2 separate regions of the Homo sapiens genome follow, and region 2 is linked to region 1. Evidence: read pairs that join two places in POLR2A ChIA-PET (ENCODE). Cell type or tissue: GM12878. All regions are shown on one strand. Region 1 overlaps THOP1 (thimet oligopeptidase 1). Region 2 overlaps DOT1L (DOT1 like histone lysine methyltransferase).

Evidence for each region. ChIA-PET counts read pairs that join two places held together with the same protein. Peaks named below come from ENCODE experiments on the same cell type or tissue, not always from the same donor. Only the 100,000 strongest peaks of a DNase experiment are listed, where the experiment ranks them.
Region 2: POLR2A ChIA-PET joins it to region 1 with 5 read pairs; 2 of 35 experiments call an interaction of 5 or more read pairs at or near these places.

What each region holds. Positions count from the first base shown.
Region 1 is chr19:2,803,552-2,806,051 of GRCh38, reverse strand. THOP1 (thimet oligopeptidase 1) reads right to left here. Exons shown (of 13, transcript NM_003249.5): 6 at 876-1,036. Among named protein-coding and RNA genes, the nearest start is that of ZNF554, 15 kb to the left of the region's middle. In GM12878, no CTCF peak of the experiment used is centred here; no DNase peak of the experiment used is centred here.
Region 2 is chr19:2,187,931-2,190,430 of GRCh38, reverse strand. It overlaps DOT1L (DOT1 like histone lysine methyltransferase), which reads right to left. Exons shown (of 28, transcript NM_032482.3): 4 at 636-699. Among named protein-coding and RNA genes, the nearest start is that of DOT1L, 25 kb to the right of the region's middle. In GM12878, no CTCF peak of the experiment used is centred here; no DNase peak of the experiment used is centred here; H3K4me3 peaks cover 294 bases; H3K27ac peaks cover 439 bases.

The sequences.
Region 1 (2,500 bases):
CCCTGCCTTGCAGTGATCGGTGCCCACCTGTACCCCCATTGGTACCCACCCGTCCCCCACCCCCCGCAGTGATGGGCACCCGCCCATCCCCCCGCAGTGATGGGCACCCGCCCGTCCCCCCGCAGTGATGGGCACCCGCCCGTCCCCCCGCAGTGATGGGCACCCGCCCGTCCCCCCGCAGTGATGGGCACCCGCCCGTCCCCCCGCAGTGATGGGCACCCGCCCGTCCCCTTGCAGTGATCAGTGCCCGCCCATCCCTTTGCAGTGATCAGCGTGTATCCCCCTTTTGCCAGCCGCACAAGCACCAACTTGGTGTCGTCAGGGGACCAAGAGGCCCACTCCTAGAGCCTCTGCCTGTTCCAGATGGCGAATGGGAGACGTGCAGAGACCACCTGACCGACCACACCATGGCGCCGTGGACAGTTACATGTGTCCCTGTGGGAACGGCCGTCTGACGCCAGTCACAGCGAGATAGCCCAGTCACAACCCACCTGTGGACCCAGGCTCAGGTCCGGGCACCATCATTTAAGACAAAAGGAATGATCTGGGCTGACACACCTGAGGGGCGGCTCCAGATAAGGGAGGGACGAGACGTGTGCGCGGCCAGATGCTCAGAGCAGCAGCAGGAGGCTCAGCTTGGGAAGGATGAACTGGGCCCTGAGCTGTGGCCCCAGGGTCTGGGTGGAGCCCAGCACAGACACCTCCAGGGCACGGCAGAGCCCCACAGGGAGGCCTCTGCTGGCCACTGGGCCTGGCCAGGGAGATTGGGAGGCCATCCAAGTGCAAAGCCTGGAGGTGCCTCACACACATGGAGCAGACGGGCCCCACAAGCTCCAGACCCACTGTTCTGGGGCCCCCTGGCCGTGCCTTCTCACCTCCTTGCACCGGCAGTTGAAGGCCTCCTCCACTTTCCTCCTGGTCTCAGGCACGTGGCATTTCTTCAGGAGGGGGAAGTAATGGGGGTACTTGAGGGTGACCTTCAACTTGCCGTCCTCCATCTTCTCCAGGGAGTTCAGAAAGTCCTCGGGGAGCCCTCCTATGGGGACAGAACCAGGGTGGCTTTGACAGGACTGATGGGCCCACAGCCTGCACACAGCGTGTGAGGGAAGGGGTGGGCTTCCCCTCTGCCTGGAAAGCTACAAGGGGGCCCTCAGCGAGCAGCTGCAGCCTGGCCACCACCCGCTGCAATTCTTACATCCCCCATCTAACCCCATCAAGAAATACCCTGGCTCCCCCACAGCCTGGCCACCACCTGCCACGTTTCTCACGTCCCGCCTCTAACCCCACCAGGAAACCCCCCAGCATCCTCAGAGCAGGATCTCCTGCCCCAGAGAGGTTAAAGCTAAATCCAGCCCAACCCCCGGACATCGTGGGCTTCCAGGGCGCCGTCACCAACCTCATGTGTGAAGGGAGGAGGGTGGCGGGAAGGGTGGCCCGGCCACTGCACAAGGAAACCAGCGTTAGAGGCAGTGCCTCCCATCAAAGACAAAAACAGCAGGAGAGCTGAGCACGCTGGGCCCTGGGCGGAGAGGGAGGCCCCACGTGGAGAGGGAGGTCCTGCTTTGCTTTTCCTGAAGAACCACCCCCAGGCAGAGCCTCCCGCTCAGAGCTGAGATCTCAGCACGCAGCCCCACGGCTCAACCACTTTCAAGTGTGTCCCTCCAGAGAGACCCAATTCCTACTCCCAGAGCTTCTCACTGGAGCCCTGCTGTCCCTTCTCCACCCACAAAACCCCTGGCAGGACACAGTTCACCCCGCTGCCCGGCAGCCACACCCTCCCACCTGGCCCCTGCCCGACAGCCTCAAGAGAAGTGGGGGCGGCAGCATCCCGGACTGAAACCCTCTGGGGTTCCTACCTCATGGCTCGGGAGACGCCAGGGCCACCGTGCCTCAGGCTTGCAGCTTCAATGCAAAGACTGGTTCACCTCAACCCCAGGGCGGTCAGAGTGGAAAGAATGATCGGGAGCTCACTCCGACCCCAGGGGAGTCAGGGTGGAAAGAATGATCCGGAGCTCACACGGACCCCAGAGCAGTAGGGGTAGAAAGAACGATCGGGAGCTCACGCCGACCCCAGGGCGGTCAGGGTGGAAAGAATGATTGGGAGCTCACCCCGACCCCAGGGCAGTAGGGGTGGAAAGAATGATCGGGAGCTCACGGGGACCCCAGGGAGGCAAGGGTGGAAAGAATGATCCGGTTGGGGGGCCAGAGGCAGATGGGGGAAATTTTGGGAGGCCAGCCCGTGGGTGTGGGTGGTGATGAGGGAGCTGAGAGTCCTGTGGCCGGCAGAGCCCCCGCCTTCCCGTTTGTACCCCAGCACCAGCGTGGGCCTGGCAATTGTCTGCCGAGTGACTGCAGCATGAGGGGGAGGCCTCCCGGGACCTGCACATCGTCCTTTCCAAGGACCACGGGCCTTCAAACAGCAGCTCTCCATCTCGACAGTGTGTCACCCAGGAGTGACGGCTGGCGGTCGGAGACGGGAGTTAAAGGACAGCAAGGGAGA
Region 2 (2,500 bases), 620 kb after region 1:
CCACTCAGGAGGGCCAAGTGAGCCCATGCCACCCCCACCAGGGCTCCCTCCACAGCAAGACCTTCAAGAAAGAGCTCCCCTACCCCCATGCACCAGGGGCCCCCGGTGCTTTCTAGAACATGGGAAGCAGCACGTTCCCCTCCCTGCTACACCCCAGCTCACTGTGTGCCCCGTCCTCTGTGAGGAAAGCCTCACGAGACACAGCAGGACCGGGGTGCCCAAGGGTGCAGCCCAGGCCGGCATCCAGCCTGATGAAGGCAGGCGGTGTGGGGGAGGTCCAAGGGGGAAGGCCGGCATTCACACAGCCCGGGGAGGACAGGGACCCCGCCTCTGCTGGGACCTGCGGACACCAACCCAGGGCTGCAGAGGCGTGTGCAGACACCACAACCCTCAGGGCCCTGCCTCAGCACACAAACCACGGACGGCTCTGCTTTGGCACACGGCCACAGCACACAGCCCAGCCTCGGCAGCCCCCACACCACTCACCCACAGCCCATCGTCCCCCCACGCTGCACATTCCAATCCCCAGGGGCTCTAAGGGGAGCTCTGTGCCCCGAGGCGGTGACATAAGGGGTCTGGAGGGGTCCGGGAGCCTGGCACTACTAACCCCCTCTGGGCAGGGGCAAGCCACCTACCAGCTGGTGGATGCTGTCGATGGCACGGTTGTACTTGTCGCAGAGCCTCTGCATGCTCTCGAAGCTGAAAAAGGCAAGGGAAGGCCCTGGTCATGCGGGCAGGAGCCAGCCGCATGCATGGGAGGGGACAGCATGTGGATAAGGCAGGCTCCAAGGTGTGGTCCCTGCCTGGACAGCCACCAGCCAGCTGGCCAAGACCCTTCTGGCAGAAGCCTCGCTTTCCGCCCTGATGCAGGAGATTTCAGGTTTGACACACAAGCGAGGTGGCCGGCCGAGAGTCCGGTGCAGGGAAGCACTGAGCCCTGAGGCAGTCTGGACCTGCCCAGGCTCCCGCGCAAAGCCGAGGTCCACGTGTGCTGGAGGCGTGAGGAGAGAAAGAGGGCTCGAGGGGGACTGAGGCCAGCCCCCCAAGTGGGAAACCCTGGGGCCGGCCTTAGAGGGTCTTCCTTGCCCTGGCTGGGGACAGCCACCATCGCCAGAGGCAGGTGAACGGCTGGGGTCTCCCAGGGACCACCAGGCCTCTGCCCGGGCAGGTGCAGGAGGAGTGAGCACTGCAGAAAGGAAGATGCCTCACCCCCACCCACACTGCTCTGTGAGCGTGTCCTTCCAAAGCTCCAACTCATTCACACGTCAGCAGTGTGTCATGTCAGCAGTGTGTCACGTCAGCAGTGTGTCACGTCAGCAGTGTGTCATGTCAGACACGGCACAGCAGGGTCCACAGTGAGACTCAGTCCCCCCGCAGCAACTCTGCCCTCCTTGCCCTGGCCGCAAGGCAAACCCTCATTACCTAAGTGCCCACAACCCAACAGCATCGGGGCAGAGCCCACCAGAGGGCAGGGGGCACCTGTGCTCCAGGGAGTGCCCACTGTCTGTGGGGCACGTGAGCCACAAGAAACACCGGCCACGCGGCCCAGCCAGGCCTGGGCTCAGAGGGGCTTCCGGGGTGGGGGCAAGCCTGCTACGGGGTCTGCCTGGCCTAGTCTGTCCAGTCTCCACCTGGGATAACTTGCTCATCTTCCAAGTCTGTTGGACCCACTGGCAAAATGTGGACAACAGCGTCTGTCCCTCCACCTCAGAAGGTGTCCAGAGCAGAGCAAGAGACAGGAGGAGGAGGCGTACCTGTCCAGTGAACACTGTCACACACAGTGGCTCTCACCGGGGACCCCAGGAATGTGGCGAGGCAAGCAAGAGATGGAGGCAGGGACCCTGCTCGGCACCCTGCAGTGCCCAGGACGGCCCCTCCCAGAGAACAATCCGACTTCCACATCCCCAGCGCCGAGGGGGCCTGCACCTGTGCGGGTGGGGGGGGGGGGGGCGGCGGCTGGGGACTCTTTCCTCCGCCTCCGTCCTCCGCCACCTCCACGTGCACGCAAGCAGTTTCCTCCCAATGGCAACCCCAAGAGCCTGGCAGATGCTCCGAGACGTGGCTAAACAATCACACCCCTGCTCCCACCCCAGCCCCAGCCCCATGCTCTTCCTGCCCTGCCCTGGCCACCCTGAATTCACCTGGGCACTGCATGTGCCGAGGTTCACACTTCCCCTTCCTCATAGGAAAACCAGTGCTCCACAGGCCAAGTTCATGTTTTCCTTAACCAGCAGCTGCATAGGATAAAGCAAGAGAACTTAAGAGGAGCAAACACCAAGAACAAGAGCCTGCCGACAGCCCCGGGAGCACGGCCACACAGGACCTGGATCCTCCGGAGGACGAAGGACACGGGGGTGGAAGGAGCCCAGGTGGTGCAGAGGGCCAGCAGGCACCATGCGGGCCGGAGGAACCCACAGAGCCGGCCTGCTGCCTCCCGCCTTCCCCGCAGCTCCAGAGGAGCAGCCCTGGCCCTTCCTGTCTTTTCACTTCCCTTTTTTTT